2 separate regions of the Mus musculus genome follow, and region 1 is linked to region 2. Evidence: chromatin loops called from intact Hi-C (ENCODE). Cell type or tissue: heart. All regions are shown on one strand. Each heading gives the region's core, and the rest is flanking DNA. Links, peaks and the distances in the headings are about the cores only.

Region 1 (10,099 bases), core at 2,546-5,045, 1.0 Mb before region 2:
TGAGGGAAGGGTGGGGGACTCAGAGAGATTGATTCACCATCAGTACCTAAGCAGAGCCCAGCTCCAGGAGGGACCCAGTTTTTTTGGGGCATCCATCTCTGTACTGTTTTTGCTGGGTCTGAGTTAGGGAACACTAACAGGATGCAAATCAACAAAATTCCAGGAGCCTAAATCTTCCCAGGTGAGACTTGAACTCGCACTGAGGCAACTGCACCAGGAAGCTGGTGGATACCCTGGAAGCAAGATATTCTCATTCCCTCCCCAGAACTGCAAGAGCTAGAGAGCTAGCTCATTACAGTCTTCCCCAACCTCCCCCAGGACTCCCCCTGCCCCTCTAGGCACCATTCCTAGAGGTAATTTTCTACACTCTCGGGTAGAAAGTCATATAAAGAAAACATAGGGAATATTACTATACTTGAAAACTTCGCTTCCCGTAAACCTATTAACCAAAAGATAAAAATATCCCCATACAAACTCCAAGACCACAGTACAGATTCTTTTTGCCTTTTAACAAGAGGTTCAAAGTTCTAACAAGCCCACTATAGTTGAAAATAGCATATATCAAAATAAACTCGGTATAACTGAACTCTCAGGTATCATCAGAAAGCCTAGACTACTTTGTTTAGTCGTGTTTCAATTAATGTATGCATTTGTGTGTGCATAGGTACAAGCATACATGTCCAGGTAGTTTTTAGATGTCAGTCTTGGGCTTCATTCCTTCAGACACCAAATACCTTGCTTTTTGAGACAGGGTCTCCCACTAGGTCTATAATTCATTGATTTTGCTAGCCTGGTTGGCCTGAGAACCCCCAGCAGCTGCCTGCCTCTGCCTCCCACGAGAATATCGGTACATCCACACCTGCCTCAGATCCCTAACCTTGGACAGCAGGTACTTTACCAACAGAGATATCTCCCTGACATGTCCTCAGTTTCTTTTTTTTACTATGCTCAAATTAGTCAACATCTGGGCACAAATTAGTCAACCACAGATCACAAAGTTTGCTTTACAATAACAGCGTGTCGAGTATATCCTCTCATCTAGTGACTTCTGCGGGGAACTTGGAGACGGATAAGCTCACAGCAAGGTGGTCCCAGCATCATACTGTCAGCGGGTACCCACAACCTGGAAGCTGTCTGTGGGTAGAAGGAAACAAACTCTCTTTAGCTTCCTCTTATGCCAGAACAAAGTAATCTCCAAGACTTTACTTTCTATGCTGTGTCAAGTCCTGAACCTGGCACAAGGAAGAGCCAGCAAGGCAAAAGAGACAAGCCTTACACTCTGTGTCCACATAGAGGGAAAGGAGGACAGGTTCCATCGGGGATCACTAGTGCCTATGGAGAGAGGGCAGAGGAGGACTAACATGCAGATCTGGAGCACCAAATCCCAATGCAAGCATAGCCAAAATATGGTACCAAAACCACAGCATCTAATGACTCAGCGGTCCTTAGCATTGCTCCCGTTCATTCCTCCACAGCCTCTGTGTCATTCACAACTTGCAGAGAGTAGAAACAGAACACCAGGCCCTCCTTCTCTCCTGACTTTAGAGATGAGCACAGAATGTATTCACACATATGAAGAAAATGCAACAAATTGCTGCCTTTGTTTTTGTTTTAAATGTAGCTCAGCCCTTTGAGCTTCCGTCACGGGAGGGAGGGGTTACTGAGTCAACCCACAATGCACTTAAACAAACCATGAACAGGAGTGGAATCTCACTAGCCCAAAAGACAGGGGCCACTGGTCTGAGCACCCCTATGCCTCTGAGTTTCCTGGCAACCAAGGCAATAGAAAATACAATTGACGGTAAACTTTTGTCTGGTCTCTGTTTTGTTTTTAAGAAAAGAGGACCTCAAGAAAATCCTCTGGGGAGAGGTAGTGAGTCTGGCAGACAGCATCCAGAGTGTGGGTGTAGGACAAAGGCATACCTAATCTCCTTTGAAGGTTTCCCGTGATGATGCAATGAAAGCCCAAGTTGTGAAAAGATACAACTTAACAGAGTTGAATTGGCAAGAGGCTAGATACTGTGGCCCAAGCCCATAGACTTTCAGAGATCCAACCTCCTGCAAGAACTCGATGTGAAGCTCAAAGCTCAAGCCATGAGGTCATGGTCATTTGCTAGTTATGTCTTTATCCAGGAAAGGCTTCCGAAGGGACCACAGTGTCTGTAGCTCTCACCGAGAAGGGAGAGGGAAGATCAGGCCCTGCTATTCTGGGTGTCCTGTGACCTCTAATACCCCGATGTATATATGAAGAATATTCCCATACCCTTATGCCCCACCTGCCTCCTCTGCCAGGTCTGTTGCTTTAAACACCTAAGAGCCTCAGAGGGGCTTTAGAATCTCTTCCAGGCTAGCTAGATCCTAAGGGCTTCTGGGAAAATTCTACTTCATCCAATCAAGATGAAGTAGTTACATCTGCAGAACCCTTTTCTTTTGGGGTATCACAGTTTGGCTTCAAGAGCATGTGGGCTTTGAGAAGCCTCCACTCGCTTCCACCGGGTTACACACACATCGGTCCTGAGTGTAGACCTACTCAGAGAGAGGAAGTGAGAGACTCGGACAGCACTGATGTCTCAGGTGGCTGCTGTGGGTCCTGGAGTTTGTTCAAGTAATTGTTAAAAAAGAAAATGTCTGTCGCTGATGGATCCAGCCCTCACTTGTGATTCTGTTTGGATCCCCAGTCTAATGCTGTCCTATCTTTAGTCTCCCTTTGATGGGAGTCCTCAGGGTGACTCCTGTGTCAGTCTCTGTCAACGCTCTTGCTCTGTATGGTGTAGCTGTTCATCCGTGTTGCTGTTTCCCTGAGAATCATTCATTCCTGACTGCCCTAAGGATGGCTAACCAGCTCTGTGTCCTCCATAAGGATCAGGATGCCCCAGATGAGCCTTCTCAGTATCCCCCCATGCTGCTACAGTTACCTGTTGCTCAGCTCTTGGTATTGCCTAAGATGTCACCTGATCCAGCTACCATCCTTGCTTCTTTCGCATGTGCCAGACACTGAAGCCCAAGGCTGCAGGGAGGAGGAGCAACACTGTCTCCTGCCAAAACCTGACTGTCTATTTGTGCTTGAATATCCACTCTCTGAAGCTATAGGACCCCCAACTCAGGCCCTATCTGTCTGCAAATTAAATCGGGTCAGAGACACCTTATCAAGACAGGGCTTTCTTGAGGACACAGGTGTCCTTCTTTGCTGCTCTCATGGAGGAACAGAGCTCTGCCTTGTACATATTAAGCAGCTAATAAATATGTGCCAGACGAATTATTAATTCAATAACAAATTGCTAGAGAGTTTTCTGCCTGAATGCACGAACATAAACATACACGGGGGAATATATTCAGACTCCTTATTGACATTTTAATCCTATACGCACTACAGGGTTATTCCTATCAGCTGTATTGGCCCTGTGGTGGAGGACGGAGCCAAGAGTCAGATCATCTCTGTCACTCAGACTCTTTATCACTTAGACTTAATGATCTCCTTCTACATTCTGTTTTGGTTTGTTTGTTTGTTTGTTTTGAAATATACCAGCATGGTTACAAGGTGGCTTGTTTTTAAAAATATGGAGGAAAGGATATTTTACAAAGTGCTTAGTCAGCTGTCAAGCACAAAAGTCGTGGCCTTTGGATTGTAATTTTTACACACACACAAACACACACATTGTATTTATGTGGGGGACTGTGCATGCGCACATGTGCACATGCAGTACCTGTAATGTCCAGGCGAGGGAGTCTGATCCCCTGATGTTGGAACTACAGGCAGGTGGGAGCTGTCCAACATGGGTGCTAGGACCCAAACCCAGGTACTTAAGAGCAGCTGCAGCTCTTAACTTCTGGGCCATCTCTACAGCCCTCCGGATTATATCTTCTTTTATTTGAAATACAATCGAAAGGGTCTTGCTCAGAGGTAAGAAAACTTACACAGAGAGAGAGAGAGATCTGTGTTTATTTGTCATGAGAGCAATAGTAAGTTTTTAGGCATTGTGGACCTGACCATCTCCCATTTCTTCACTACACCATCCAAGAGCACAAACGGCCACAGACACAGCGTGAAGGAACTGCCATGTCTGTGTCCCCATGAGAGTTCATTCCTAGATAGTAAAATCCAGAACTCATACAATTATAATTACCACCAGGCATCACAAAATATTTCTCTCTCTTCTCTCTCTCTCTCTCTCTCTCTCTCTCTCTCTCTCTCTCTCTCTCACACCTGCTGAGGTTCTTGCTGAGGATGAAGGAAATAAAGGAAATACAGAATGGGTAGTAAAGGAAGGTTGTTATAAATACCAGCTAAGGCCACATAGCCAGTTGCAAAAACAAGGATTATAAAGTAATATGGAGCTTCTGACTTATTTTGCTAATGAATACATTTATCTTTCTTCCAATTTCTTTAACATCAATTGGTAAAAGAATTGGTAAAAGAATGTTCCCAAGGGACATTTCCCCATTGTAAATTTACAAATATGTTTGCTATTGTACAAGGAATAGTTGCATATTCATGACTTTGTTATTGTTTCATGTGGATATGAGATATTATTTGTGTCAAGTTGACAAGGGGGGGGATCGTAGTGGCTGTTCCTGGTTGTCAACTTGACTCTATCTACAATCCAGAATTGGAAGGCTCACCAGTGATCCTAATCTGGAGGCTGGGAGATACAAGTTTCTGACCTGGATCTTGGCATGGAGATCTTGAGGCATAGTGGCTATGAATTCTAGAAAATTAAGAGAGGGAGATCTCTGAGTTCAAGGTCATCTGGGATTAAAGGCATGGTGGCACACACCTTTAGTCTGGGCTACACCTTTTGCTGTAGTCCTACATAAGGACACTGGAAGAAGGAATATTTACTCTCTCTCTTCTTCACCTGCTTGCCTTGTGGGACTGAGCAACTGCTAGATCCTTGGACTTCCATTCACAGCTGCTGCTGACCATTGTTGGGAGTTGGACTACAGACCTTAAGTCATCAACAAATTCCCTTACTATATAGAGACGACCCGTCAGTTCTGTGACTCTAGAGAACGCTGACTAATACAGAAGTTGGTGTGGAGAAATCCAACACATGTGTGGCTTGAATCAAATGCTCAAAACTGTGTGGTGGTTCACGGCTGCAGAGATAGCTTAAGAGATTTACTGTTCGTGCAGAAGGCCTGGACTCCTCTGTGATGGTAAGCAAAGTATCATAATTGTAATTAAAGACAAACTTTGAGGTTTTTTTTTTTTTTTTTACTTCAGCCATTGTATGCAGTGATGGTGGTGTTCATAGAGATACCTCATTGTTGTGCTCTTGGGTGTGTTCCTGTGTGAACACAGATGTGTACAGGCCACCACATACATGTGGAAATCAGAGGACAATGCATGGTGTCCATCCTCAAATTCCACTTAGTCTCTGACATGGTCGCTGTGTTGTTTATGGCTGTTATGTAGAGTAGTCAACTGTCCTGTGAATTTCCGGAGGCACTCCTCTGTCCACTTCTGTCTGCACATAGGAATGCTGGGATTACAATGTCACCAGGGCACCCAGCTTCATGCGCATCCAGGACTCAAACTCAGGTCCTCACACTTGCGTGGTATGACACTTTGACAGATGCTTCACCATAAGTCCCTGGTGTTTGAGTGTCTGATCCCCACTATTAGGAATTGTGGCCTTGCCAGAGGAAGTGTGTCATGGGCATTGTGGGGTGGCATGGGCATTGGTGGGGGCCACTTTGAGGTTTCAAAAGCATTCCCAATTAGCTCTCTCTGTTGTTTACAGTCTGGGGTGTGAGCTCTCGGCTATTCCTGTTGTCACATGTGCCACCTATGCTCCTGCCATTATGGACCCTAACCCTCCATTTATGAGGTGCCTCGGTCACAGTATTTTGTCACAGCAATAGAAGAGTAACAAGAGCCAAGGCGGGCACTTTACCTATCCATACATTCCCATTTGAGCAGCCCATACACTTAGACACTCAAGCGCATTGCCCTAGTCTGCCCCTCCCCCACCCAGCTCCATCCCTTCCCCAAACTCTCCTTCCACCTTCACACCCCATACACAGATGTGTGCATGTATAATTAGATGCATGTTATCTATTATCCACAGATAGTGTCTCACTTTGGACATCCAGACGCTATCTGTCATCTACAGAGTTCACACCCCAAAAGTATGCAATAGAGTTAGCAAAAAAATGAAAAGATCAAAAAATCAGTTTCATAACATTTGAAGTAAGTTTGCATTTTTTGTTGTTGTTGTTGGGCTGCATTTGCAGCTGTGCTGGGACTCATGTAGCCCAAAGGCCATGGGTTGGACACGCCAGATGGAGCATATATAAGAGGCACCATCTCTGTCTTCTGTCTCATTTGCAGATAGTCATGGGCTTTGTTGGGGAAAAAAAGTTACTACTGTGGTATTATTGAATGAATTTTGAAAATACTTGATGGGAAAACTTTGTATAGAATTGACAAATAGACATGGGGCAGTGAGTCACATTTTCTGAGAGTCACAAAGTTGCTCTTCGTCACAGAGCCCATCAAAGTCATTTGCCACCAAGGTGATTTAACACACATGAAATTTTAATCCAACGCATGTGTGGCTTGAATCAAATGCTCAAAAATGTGTGGCTGTTCAGGGCTTCAGAGGTAGCTTAAGAGCATTTACTGTTCTTGCACAAGACCTGGGCTCCTGTATGGTTCCATGAAGCCATGTGGTAGCTCACAACCATCTGTAACTCCAATTCCAGGGGATCTGATGCCTTTTCTCGCCTCCCCATTCAATGCACACATGTGGTGCACATGAATACACGCACACAATCACACGTACTCATAATAGAAAATAAATAAATCTAAAGAACGTATGTGTTTTTTGTTAATATTTCAGCACTGACAAGTGCCTAGCATATAAAAATAACCCTTGCCAGGCAAGAGTTAATACCGTTCTACACCATATCCTGGGATTTTGTTCACTGAGTGGTACCTATGATGTTGAGGTCTCGCTGATGCACTTTCTAAAGGGTAGAACATCACCCATTGTTTTTCATGTCTTCACACAAATGGAGTTTCTAAAAGCACCCAGAAGCAGTGTTTCCCTCCCAGTCTCTACAGAGACAGGCATGAACTAACACTGGCCCTCCATTCCACGTCAAGAGCTCCACTCACATGGGAGACAAACGGTAATGAGAGGGATTTCTACAGAAACCCATTCGACAGCATCGTAGTTTTTTAAATACCCTGTTTGGTGGATGAACTCAGCACAGGGAAATTATATCTCTCTGAGGTGATGGACACTGCAGTATGAACATTATCCATCTATTGAGGTGTCACTCTGCACCCTCTGAATAGTTATAATGACACAATCCTATGTGTCAAACAAATGTTACACTTTTTTAAGAAAGAGAAGAGATGTCCATGTGTCCTTAAACCTAAGTCCGGGGGCACTTATGCACCCTTTGCTCTCTAGACCCCATCCTTGAAGCCTGATATTTATCACAATGAACCACTCAGTCCAGACTAAGGAAGACACCTGCAATGGCTAGCCTTCTTCCCTGAGGGCGTCCGTGGTGTTGACAGGCTCTTTGATGTCTGTAGTCTGACAATGGGTGAAGGCAGGCAGAGTTAGTGCATCAATGTGCAAGGCAGAGTCTGCGTTTTCTAATTCTTTTCGGAGCGACACTTCGGACAGTTTGCTCAAAGAAGCCTTTGACTGTGGGAGTGGATCCGAGGCGCTGCAGATCAGAAGACCGACCTTCATCTTACAGAGAGCCTGGAGGTGAAATTGAGCCAAGTTCAAAGAGAAGGCTAATTTGCTGTCCTTGGTCTGACATCCTTGAGAACCAGTGGCCCGAGAACTAGAGATATAGAATTAGGGCTACAGGACACATAGAGGGGCCCCAGGAGAGTCCCCTGGATGTCCTCATGCTCTTGTGTCTATCTTACTCTTCATGTCAACCTAGGCTCCATGGTAGACACTTCACAGTCCTAGAGATAAAGGCTCTGATCTCAGCTCCTTCATGCCCTGTTGGCTCCACCCTCTGACCTTTAACCTTCTCCACACCCTGACTGCTCTCTGTGCACCCCTTCCTCATGAAAGTGCCTTTATTCTTGGATGTATTCCTTCCGGCATCCAGACTTTTGCATCCTGATACTTTCTGAGGGTCTGAAGTGGCATCCATAGCCTCGGGTCTACTTAAACCCGTATCTTAAAGCTCACTGTGCTAAATTGCAGATTCTCAGAGGTCAGGGAATCTTTACTTTAGATCTTTATGTCTCCCCGCAGGCACCGGTGGCGCTTGCCAGTCGCTGAAAGATGGAATCCTCACCTCCTAGACCACGGCATGCCAGGTAGCGAGATATCCATTGCCGATGCACTGACATTGGCCCAGGTTGCTGCCTGCTTATGTTTATGTCAATTGTAGGGCAAGAGGCAGCTCTTCTCTTTGTCTGGCTGTACCCCTGGCCTGGATGTGTGGCCCTTCCTTCTCTGGCACTTGACAGTCTTGAAGCACAGAGAGGAAGAGATGTGATGGCAAAACTTGTCCCTCAGAGCCTGTGGAAGGAGCACTGGCCACTCCTCCTTATCCTATAGACCAGTAGTTCTCAACTATGGGTCACATCCCCTTTGGCACTATCTCAAAAAATTTACATTATAATTCACAAAATTAGCAAAATTATAGTTACGAAGTAGCAACAAAAATCGTTCTATGGTTGGGGGGTCACCTCAGCATGAGGAATTGTATTTAAGAGTCACAGCATTAGGAAGGTTGAGAACCAGTGTCATAGACCAAAGCATATCTCAGATCCAATTTCAACACAGGGGCAATAGCATATGTTTTCTATGAATGGAGTCTTGACTACTCCCTGGTGACTGATAAGGACATATGATCATCAACTTATTTACCTATATTATCACAGTTCACTAATTGCATAGCATTTCACACCTGGACAGCAGAGACTTTCAGGGGATGCTACTGAAATAAGATGAATCTATATCATTTCACTCAACTTCTGAAATCCAGTGCCCAGGGACTATCAAAGATGTTAGAGGACACACTCTTCATAGAGAATTACCTATGTGATGCTGCTGATTGTCAACTGGCAGGGTCCAGAACCTCATGGGTGAGGATGGGCCCCTGGTTGTGCCAATGGGGTATTAGTCTTGATTCAGGTACTTGATGTGGGAAGACCCATCAGATGTGGGTGGCACCATTCCCTAGGCAGAGGGATACTGGGTTGTGTAAGCGTGGAGAAAGTGAGGTGAGCCCTGACCTCTCTGTATTCATTGCTCTCTCCTGACTGCAGACATCATGTGACCAGAGGCCCCAAGCTCTGCTACTGTGATGTCCACTCAGGATGGACTGTAAGCTTGGACTGTGATCTGAACTAAACCCTCTTCCTTCCGAAGTCACCTTTGTTGTAGTATTTATCACAGCAACAGAGAGAACCTTAGTAAACTGTACAGTTTAATAAACTGTACAGTCCCTCTCCCTCCCAAGTACCAGATGTAAACTTTCTCAGGCAGTGATGTCCTTTGTTTCATTGGCTACTCAGAAGCTCCAATCTAGTATGTGGGTCTGCTTGGTGAATTATGCAGAAATGTATGGCAGGCATCCTGACCTGGATCAGATCTCATGCCTGGCATCTTATGTCTCCATCCTATGTCTTGGGAGAGAATTTCGTTTTGTTCTGTTCCCCATAAACTGCTTTAAAAACATGAATGCCAGCAGAAAAAGCTCCCCTTACATGTAACCATGGAGGCTGTCTGGGGCTTGCCTGTCCACTGGGCTTCCTCAGTGTCTTGCTTAGTGCCTAGCTCTCTGCCTTGAAGGAATAAACGAAAACACATGCGGAAGACAAATCTCTCCTTGTCCTCCCAAATATGCCATGAACCCACTGATCAAAGGGAAAGGAGAAAAGCCACTTCTCAGACAGGGCCCCAGGGGGTCTCCAGCCAGGCCAGTCTCTCTGGGGCCAGGCAGGACAGATCCTTATGTCTGCTCTGGTTCCCCGAGGCGCCCACCCAGCCCAACACCTTTGCCCTTCTCATCAATGGGAAAAAACACAGGCACAAGCCTTTATGGTTGGTGGGACTGTGGGAAATAATATTACAGACAGGCCGGGGACCTCAAAGGTGCCCTC
Region 2 (10,099 bases), core at 4,736-7,235:
GAAGCCCAGATCTTCTTTTCCAGCTGTCTCCCACCCCCTTAGCTACCTCAGTCCTCTTCCTACCCATCCTGCCTGAAACCGTAGCATGCTATGAAGCCCTTCTCCTACCCTGGGAAACATACACCAAGATCAGGGATGCCATTTCTGGGCTTTTTCTGGTTTCCTAGGCCATCAGTGATTCTAAGTTGCATCATCTCCAAAGAGCCTTTAGCTGCTGCCCCACAGGCCCAAGGCTGCCACCCAAGTGAAAACGATCTGCCATGTTTTAGATGGTTTCCTTCAGATCTGAAATCTCACATGGGAGTGACTGCCTGTAGGGGCTGAGATAACACCTGCTCTGCTGGCCAGTCCTTTTGCAACCAGGCCTCCTGTATCCCCTGCTTCATAGCTAGTCACATTCCCCAGGCCACACTGTATCTCCTGCATCCCTGTCTTATCCCTTCTAGGCTGTTTTTCTGAACACCATACGGACCACTCTCCTTGCTTACCCCCCTGAAACAATGCCCAGGCTCCCAGGGTCCCCAGGGTCCCCAGAAGGCAGGTAGACTTGCTCAGCAGCCTGGCCTCCACTGCCTCTTTTCTCCCCAGCACTTCTCTGCCTTCTCTGCCTCTCCTGCAGGTCAGCTGGCTTTTCCCAGATGCTCTGAGAAAGGGTGAGACAGAGAACCAATGCATGGAAGGATGTCACACGAAGCACCCCTGAACCCCCCCCCCCCAGACCCAGCTGCCACCAGTCCCTCTGCTCAGGGCTTGTTCAGGATGTCCCAGGGATGCCCAGAGAGGGACAGCAAATCTATCTGCTTTTCCCCTAATACGGCAAATGCTCCAGAGTTGGGGGCTACCAGTTTCTCCCCCTTCCCACCGACTCTCTCCCCTCCTCAAATACAATTCTGGTAATTATACAGGGGATGGGGGTGGCGGCCAACTGCCTCCCGGACAAATTAGGGTCTGGAAGTGTGGAGGTTTTTAACAACCACTTCACCTAAAGGTAGGGAGGGACTGTAAAATAACCCGTGGCTGCGGCGTACTAAAGCAAGAAAATAAAAGTCAAGTGGTCAAAAGGACCTTGATGAGACCAGGCTCAAATCTGGTTGCAAAACATTTTGTTTTAAATGCAACCAGCAAGTCTCCTTTGACATTACAACACTGAAAAAAAATAAATAAGACTCCCCTTCTCTCCTCCCCTTAAGAGACATCCCTTTCCTAAGAACCTCACTTTAATATATATGCCCCACAAGATAATAACAACAACAACGACAATAATAATAATAATAATAAACGCACAAATTCTTACTAAGGTGTCTGCGGTAACAAAGGAGAGAGGGAACAGCAATAGCTTCGAGCAGATGGCTCCTGTGCTGGGTTGGAGGGGAGGGGAGAGCCCCTTTATATATTTATTTATTTATTTAAATTCTTTAAAATATAACATAAATATTCGGCTCTCGACTGCAGGGCAGCCAGTCCTCAGCGGCGGCCGTCATTCACAGGCTTCTCCAGCTCCAGAGCCGGGAGCCCGGCCCCAACGCAGCGAGGTGAGCGAAGGATTGCAAGATTACAACCTGCCTGAGGTCTCGATGGCACCCAGAGGAAATTTTATTTCTATTGCAATAAAAAATTTAATAAATAAAAAGCAACCGCGACCAAAAAAAAAAAAAAAACCCGCGGGGGAGAGACTCGCGCAGGCTGCGGCCGGGGCTTCCCAGAGCTCTGCAAGCCGACCTCGCCGGTGGCAGCGCGGGTACCCGGCTGGCTCTGGGAGAACTGTGTACCTGCGCGGCTCGCGCTGGCGTTTTCTTTTCTAAATGAACCCAGCTGGGGCGGTGGAAGCTGCTGAGAGTCTGCCCTGCTGCCTGACTTTGCAAGCCCCTCCACTTGCTTGAAATCCGGCGGATTTGCACCGCGACCTGCCTTGTTTATTTAGATGGGAAGATGAAAGATACAGAGATAGAAAGATGGATAAGAGGATGATAGGTATTTTCTCCCCTTCCTTTTTCTTTCTCTTCATTTTTACTGTTATAAGAGCATCCCTTTTTTTTCCCCACTCATGACTTTTTTGTTAACTCGTGGCGGGGATTTTTTTTTCACCAACCCAAAACCTCCCCCCCACACCTTTTTTTTTTTTTTGAGTTGGGGGGGGAAAGAAGACAAGACCGTCCCAGGAGACGGAGGTGGGGAAATGAGGAGGGGGTGCTCCAGCACAGCAAACAGCTGCGCAGCTGGATTCTTTTGCAAATAGCGAGAGGAGGGGAGGGGACGGCGGCTTCGGAATCCTAGCAGCGGCGCGGTCGGCGCCCAGCCTGGCGGGGCGCAGCGACCGGGAACCCGAAGCCCGCGGCCATCCCTTTCCCCTGCGGGTCCCTGGGTCCAGGGCGCTCTCGGGGCTCCGTCCGCCCGCTCCTCCGAGCGCGGACCCACGCGCTCGCCAACTTTTCCCGGCTCCCCCTCCCCCTCCACTCCTCGGCCCCCTCCCCCTCCTCTCCAAACCCCGCCACCAGCGCCGCCGCCGCCACACACGCCGCTTGGAGGGCCGAGCGTCCGGCCGGGCTCGGCGCGCACAGCCGCCTGCAAGCCCGCGCGCCCCCTCCCCGGCCCGGAGCCCGCGGCGGCTGCCCCCGGCTGCAGAGAAACTTTCCCAGAACCCCACGCTCGGCCGCTGCTCCCGGGTTGGTGTCCCCAGCCCCGGGCGCCCGGAGCCCCAGCCGCCGGCCCTTCGCGCGTGCGGCAGACACTTACGCGTGATGAGTTCCCTCTGGGACAAGTGCTGCGGGTTGCCCTGTTTGCGGCGGGACATTGCCCCGGCATCTATTCTGGCATCGCCCGGAAAGCTGCACAGATGCGGGCCGGGGAGGGGGTCTGAGCCGCCGCCGCCGCCGCGCCTCCTCCTCCGCCCGGGTTGGTGCCTCTGCCCTTCCTCTCTTCCTCTTCCTCCTCCTCTTCTTCTTCTTCGTCTTTATTTTGCTCTTTCTTCTGGGCTGTGTTTTTGTTTTTGTTTTTGCAAAAAGAAAGAAGAAAAAGCCAGGAAGATGGCTTGCTCTAAAATAGAGAAAAGGCTAAAATAAATTATAAAACTGCTGTTGCTCGCCGCTGGCTGGCCGGTTTCTTTAAAAATATATTCTTTTGGAGGAAAAATATCTCTCACACTTCTTCAAAGTGCTTGGCCTCTTAGACTTGTAAATGTCTTCTTGAAGTTACGCCGGGTTTTGCACCGGCCTCTGACACTTTTCTTTCGGGGTCTGGTAGGTGGAACGCGCACTTCCACCCAAGGGGAGGGGGGAGGAAAAAATGCAAACAAATTTCAAAAAAGCCAAAAAAAAAAAAAAGGCAAAGAAAACTTGGGGACTTGTCTCGTACCCCCTCACCCCGCCCCCTCAAAAACCCAAAAGCAATGAAAAGCTGCCTTGGTTCGGCTCTTTCTGGGTTTTCTGCGCGCTGCCTGCTTTTTTTCTTTCTCGGAGGCTGACCCCTCCGAGGCTCTGGGGGACTCCGGGAGCGGCTCCTTCCCGGGTCACCTGGCAGGCTGGCGCCGGCCGGAGGGGCTGCGGGTCCCCGCGTGCGCTCCCCAGCGCTGCCCGGCGCCGCGGGCCCAGGGGGAGCGGGGCTGCGGGGCGGCTCGCCCAGTGCGCCCGGGTCGGTGCGGGCGTGGACGGGAGCTATAGATTGCAACGTGAAGATGGCGGAGTCCGGGTTCTCCGGGAGCTCTCGGTCTCTCTGTGGCTGGGGCTGCCTCTGTACAATGGGATAAAATTCAAGTTCAAGTGCGGACGTGACGTTTAATCTGCTCTAGAGACAAAAAGACCCAGAGAGTCGGAGCACTGGGGGCGACTAGCGGTGGCTTTTTAACATTGTACCCTGTAAGAGAACAAGAAAGCACACACCGAGACACGCGCGCGCGCACTCACACACACTCGCCAGTGCGCACACCCGCAACCCAGGCCGGCCGGCCACACGTGCAAACTACTGTTTTTGTAAGCTGGTCTTATCACCGAGCACCGGTAGCGCAAAAGAGGGTGGGGGGGGATAAATAAAATAAAATCTTGTCCCCACTCACTCTTCCTCCCCCGGGAGCCGGACTCCCTGAGAAAGGGGGCGGAGTGCTGTGTGAGTAACTGAGGTACACTGAGTCCAAGCAAGTCCAAACCCACCCACTCGAGAAAGAGGGCTGGAAACCACGGGCTGGGGGAGACTGAGGCGACAGATAAAATTGTTTTCCTTCACTCTCTAGAAAAGTAGTTACAGTTGGTTTTACTTATTTGGAGAGGGGAGCATTTTGTAGAAACTTCCAAAAAAGTGTCTCCATATAAACCGTTGGGGGTTGGTCGTCTCAAACAACAAAATTAATGATACTGAGGGGCACAGTGGGGGGGGGCACATTTTGTTTGAATCCCATTCCAGAAGGGTTCTTCGCCCTTCTGGGCCCCATTAACTCCTAGGGGTCAAGCACTGCCCCGCCCCCACACCCTAGTCTCCTTGGGAAGCACGCGCTAGAGGGACGGGTTGGGGGGCACTCCACGTGGGAGAAGTCTGGGACTCACAGACCCAGAAGTGGGCGTGGTCAGCGCTGGGAAAGGAGGGTGCCTCGTAGCGGCGACCCCCCCCCCAATTCCCTCCGTGAAATCTCTGCAACCTGGAAGTCGTCCCCCTCCTCCATCGCCCGGGATCGGACTTGAAATTGCTTGTCCGACCAGGAAGGACAGAGCCGCCTTTTCAACCGTTTGATCTCCAGCCGGCCAGGACAAGGGGAGTTGTGGGGGCCTGCCCGTGGCCCGGGGACAAGGCCAGGCTGCAGTCCCGAATGCACCGCCCCCTCCCGGCGCTCTCCTCCTGGAGACCAGCTGGGTCTACTGGATAACCTGGCCTCCCGCGCTGGGCGCGCCAGTAGGCTGGACCCCTCTCCCTTCCCCGGCGGCCAGGGCGGGTCGGGGCCTGGCTGGGGCTGAGTTTTGTGGTGAGCCTGGCTGCACCACCCTCACTCCGCCCCAGGCCCGGCGCCCCGGCTTCAGCCCAGGGATTGGCGAGGCTGCAAGGCCTCCAGGCGAGCCGCCTCTCCCGGGGCCTGCTCCTCAGGGGGCACCTGGGCTTTTTGTTCATCCTGAAAGCCATGGGTGGGGCCATGGCACCAAGGAAGAGGCGTAGTGCTAGGAGCAAGGAAAGAAGGATCTCTCTTCCCTTCCCACTTCACCCAAAACAATCACTGTACGATGTGCCCCGGCTTGCAGTTTCCAGCGCTTATGGACTGCAGGGTCTACCGACCGAGGCGAGGCTGAGATGATGCTGGTTGGGGGAGGGCTTGCACCTCCTTCCGCAGGCCGCGTGTAGCCGCCCACTACCACACACACATGGGCACCCCTCCACGTGGTCCAAAGTCTGGAAGCGTCTCCTCTCAACCCATCCCGTCTCACTGGAAAAAAGAATTCTAGGAAAGTGGCCGAAGTAGGAAAATAATATAACCCACACCCACCCTTTAATAAACTTCCCAAGAAATCCATAAACTGCCCTTATCCGCACACCCCCGCATCAATTTGAAAGATCAACTAGCCTTCTGTCTCTTAGACTCGCAGATGGGAAGGAAGGCCAGAGAAGGATACGACTTTGCCCAAAAACACACAGCACATCAGGGGCAAGTCTGGACTTAAGACGCTGCGCCCTGCCCAAGGCAGCCTGCCACCATGGGCGCGAAATTCAAACACGGCCCTCACCTTCTGGGGGAGATGGCTACGAGTACGGGGGAGCGAGCCAGGGGCCCGGGTCGAGGGAGGAGGAAGAGGGGCTCTTTCGGAAAACAGGGAGCTTAGGGGTCCAGGAGTCAGCTGCCTGCTAGAGCACGGGGGGACCGGGGACAGGGCAGCGGGAAGCAGCGGCCGCAGTCCGGACTGACCCCAGCAGGTCCTCCCCGGACCACGCGCTACCCCGACGGTGGGAAGGCGCGCGCGCTGAAGGCTGGTGCAGGGCCCGAGCTGTCGCTGTCGCCGCCGCGCGCTCCACCTCGCGGCCGCCAGCAAGAGGCCGCCCTGCCCTGCCTGTGCCTCCTCCTCTCCCAAGAGGCGCCCGGGCGCAGGCAGCAAGCGATCCCAGCTGCCACTCCAGTCTCCTCCTTTTCCCTCTGCCCGTCTGGCACGGCTTCATTTGCGCTGAAAGCTGTTAATGTCTGGTCTCACAGCTCCCCCTTTAGTCTTGCGGCGCTCCGTGTCTCCGGTTCCCAACCAGATCAATAGCTGCCTCTCTGCCGACCTTGACCTCTTGCTCGACCCGCCTGACTTAGGCCTCGGGCTCCAGGGTATCAGCTCTGGCTCTCTCTGCGCTCTGTCATACTGGGCTGGAAATCAGTAGCGTTTGCTCAGGACCTTGGGTCAGGCAGGTATATCCAAAAAAATCCTTACACAGATCTACCCACCTACGACGAAGCATTGTTTAGAATAAAGTTCATTCACACACACACACACACACACACACACACACAGAGGGGTGGGGGTGTGCAGGTGGCTACCCAAAAGAGTGAAGGTTCAAACGTGGGCCTGAAGCCCTTGCATAGAACCTTAGCATCATTTCTCCTGTACCTGCGTTTGGCCTACTGTGTGCTCTACTCTTGACACAGACCATAATCAGATAAAAATAAATGAGAGAGAATAAATATGAATGTCACAATGCTTTGCTCTTTCTTGCCCAGCTTCACACTGCTTTCTCAGAGTGAATCTCCACAGCCTGCGTCCCTTTAAGGATAGGGGAGTCGTCCTTCACAGAGGAATTGTTCAAAAATTAAAATTAAAATTCTCTTCACCGAATCAAAGTGCTTTTTTTTTTTTAAACTTGCCTGGGGTCCTAACTCCCTGCGTGTGCTCCGTATGACAGGCACAAGTGAGGGCAGACTGGGCAGAGCCTTGGTCAAGCTTTTTGCTTAAAATTCCTTGAAGAATTTTCAATCCTTTAGGCACAGACTGGGACCAGTGGAAGAGTCTGTAATGTTGTCTTTGCCTTCTGAGCTGTTATATTTTATCTTATGTCTTTACGAAAATCTGGATCGATCTAGATAAGCGCGGGGAGGGGGGCGGGGGGGGGGGGGGATGGGAAGTCCTGGAGTCCTTGCAGGAAAAAACAGACATTCCGTTTGTTTTTGTTATCTTCTCCCAAGGATCCTCCCTCTGAAATGTAGACAGATAACTTTGGAGCTGTCTGAAGTCCCAACAACACAGCTTTACCAAATTGGTTTCATTTCTGGTGCTTTAAAAAAAAAAAATCTGTGCAAAGAGAAGGCGAATCTTCTCATTTTCACAAGTGTGGGGCAAACTCAGAAGTAAGCTATGCCTGCTGCTTCTGTTCCCCCAGGCTCCAAACCTTATTGACTGTGAAGACTCAGAAAACTCAGTGAACGCTCTGATCGGAGCATCTACACCTTTTTGAGAACAGAAGCCCCCAGCCAGTCCTATACACACTAAGAAGGCGCCCAAGATGATCTTGATGGCTTTCCTGGTGATTTGAAATCCTTTCAATTTAATTAACATATTTAAGATGTGTGTGTGGTTTGTGGACTCCGTTCTCTCCCTCCACCTGTATGTAGGGCCCCAGGGACCCACGTCCTCGGGCTTCTCTGCAAAGGCCTCTGCTGGTTGAACCATCTCTCCTGCTCTGCTTAAAACCATTCAGGGATCAAATCCAGACTCCTCGGTGGTCAGGAGAGGCCTGGTAAGTGGCCCCGAACGCCATCTAGAATCACATGTACTTCCTAGTTAAAGGGAAGGCTTTGCTGGATAACAGAGGGTTTAGGCCTTGGCAACTAAAGGCTAAACAGGATCCCCAAACTTGCCTCTCACTCTTCTTCGGTTTGTTCTTGTTAAATTTAAGATCCAGGCTTTTGTTAAGACATGAGTCATTACTTCTTCTTTTCTTTCCTCTTTCTCCCCCCCCCACCCCCCCACCCCCGCCAAAAGAAAAGCTTAGTCTTCAGACCATAGTGGATTTTTAAGAATCATTTAACTACTTGAAGTAGGCTGAAATAGGCTTGGGGGCTGGGGGAATGAGACAGAGGTAAGCCTGCCTGCTTTCTTTAAGTCTGCAGCCTGGAAGACTTAGAAACAGTTTCAGTGATCCTGATTCGTACTTTATTTTCCCTTTTAAAATATTAAAAAGCAAAAAACAAAAAACAAAACGTGCCCATTCCTCTATATCTGAAAAAGGACACACGCCCACACTGAATGTTCCTAACTCTGCCCCTGTCATCAGAAGTGATCCTGAATGGCTTGGTATTAGGGGATCTGGAACTATTTCTACAGCCTTCTCACCGAGTTTGGAATTTTCTTGCCTTGCTAATTTTAATTCTTTAGTTGAGTCATCAATTCAAATTGGGCAGGGAAACCATCACACAGTTGGGAAAGAGCCTCACCAAGCTTACACTCTCTCCTCTCACAGACAGGGGTCAGAGTGAGGTGGACCTAACTCCACACGGGTGTGTCATGCGCAGGACGTACCTGCTGCTATTCTGGGTCTTAGCATGTCTGGTGGGACTTAAAAATGCAGAGGGGGCCATTTCCCTGAAGATGGTGACATTTCTATTTCAGACACGCTGGCACATGGCACCCACACTGGGGCCTGAGTTCAGTGATCTGGTGATGGAGCAACCTGCCCTGTTGAGAGCAGAGGCCAGGGTGTGCTCAGAAGGGTGAAGATGGTTCATTTGGGAAAGCATCAGGATTCAGAAGGGAATTTTCAGTTCCAGCTCTGGCTGTCAGGGCTGTGGCAGAGAACCAGGGCGACAAGGAGGTGCCTGGTGACAGGAGATGGGGAGGGCTGGGGAGGGCTGGGGATGGTGGCAATTGTGAAGATCACCTTCCCAACGAGGGTTTGATGAGGCTGTGAGGATTAATTAGTTTGTATCCTTAAGCAGTATGAGAAGGAGGAAGTTTCAGGAGATGTTAAGCTTAGAGTTGTAGACAAGTTTGATTCAATCGAGAGCTGCCCCCACCCCCAAGGCCCAGGCTGTGAAAACCCCTATCTGTGCAGTGATGTACTACAAGGGAAGTGAGGGGGAAGGAGGCCTTGGGAAGAAAGGAGCATGAGTCAGTCAGGCTAGCATCCCTCCTGAAAGGCGCAGCTAATGAGAACAGTGCGAGGGGGTGAAAAAAAAAAAAAAGAAAAGAAAAACACAAGAAAGAAAGGAAAAGAAAAGCCAGCCAACACCTTGCTTCAGTTGTGCCTTCCAGAGCTGGAAAGGCTGGAAGGGGGAGCTCATCTGTTGTTCTGCCGTTTTAGAAACAGCCACACACATGCTTTCGAGTGAATTCAACAAAGATAGCTTGCATCCTAGAGGCTAGGGCTGACGGCTTCCCTCCTGTTTAAGGGGATGGCTGGGACTGAAAGCCCATTTGCAAACCAGGCTGGACAGGACGGCTACTGAGGGTGGGAGGCAACATCTCCACTGTGTATAGAAGTTAGCGGTTGTTTCGGATTCAAACATGCATTGTTGGGAAGGGGAGGCAGAGATATCAGGTGTTCAGGTTACCCTCGGGCGCAGAACGAGTCCAAGGTCAGCCTAGGCGGCATGCGACTCTGTATTTAAAAAAAAGAAAAGAAAAGAAAAGAAAAGAAAAGAAAAGAAAAGAAAAGAAAAGAAAGTGTAATATAAAATAAAACAACATGTACGTTGGCTAGAAGATGCACTTTGGGTACCATTTACAAGGCAGACAATTTACCACAACAAAAGACAATGAATGTCCCCCAAGGGAGAACTGATACATACATACAGAGCACTGTACATTCTGATATTAGTTTAATCTGCATCTTAAAAAAAAAAAGATTTCCCTGTGATCTTAAGCCTTCGGGATCTTTGAAACAACAATGGCTTCTAAAATATAGATGTGATGATAATATTCCCCATCTGAACTTGCAACAAAGCCCTTCCCTCCCCCACCCCCCCACCCCCCCGCCTTGTGCTCGCTTCCTCCCACAAGTGTGACAGGGAGTACCAACAGGAGCAGAGGGGCCCATTTCCGGCCTGTGTCCAGCTCACCCCGATGATCTGGAGCCTAAACGGGGCAGATTTATGGCCAATTGTTAAAAATCTGCATTTGGACCCCCAGATGTAGATGGTAGCTTCATCAGCTGCTGGGAT

Evidence for each region. A loop is a pair of places that touch in the nucleus more often than their neighbours do. Peaks named below come from ENCODE experiments on the same cell type or tissue, not always from the same donor. Only the 100,000 strongest peaks of a DNase experiment are listed, where the experiment ranks them.
Region 1: a loop joins it to region 2, with 5 times the contacts of the local background. A loop is called at or near these places in 6 of 42 quality-filtered maps.

Annotation. Positions count from the first base shown.
Region 1 is chr12:106,960,236-106,970,334 of GRCm38, forward strand. No RefSeq gene overlaps it. Among named protein-coding and RNA genes, the nearest start is that of Gm16087, 9.4 kb to the left of the region's middle. In heart, for the core only: a CTCF peak has its summit at 3,714; no DNase peak of the experiment used is centred there.
Region 2 is chr12:108,000,353-108,010,451 of GRCm38, forward strand. It overlaps Bcl11b (B cell leukemia/lymphoma 11B), which reads right to left and starts at 3,062. Exons shown (of 4, transcript NM_001079883.1): 1 at 2,734-3,062. The coding sequence starts at 2,791. In heart, for the core only: CTCF peaks have their summits at 6,021 and 6,255; no DNase peak of the experiment used is centred there; H3K4me3 peaks cover 1,719 bases; H3K27ac peaks cover 1,487 bases; H3K27me3 peaks cover 2,036 bases.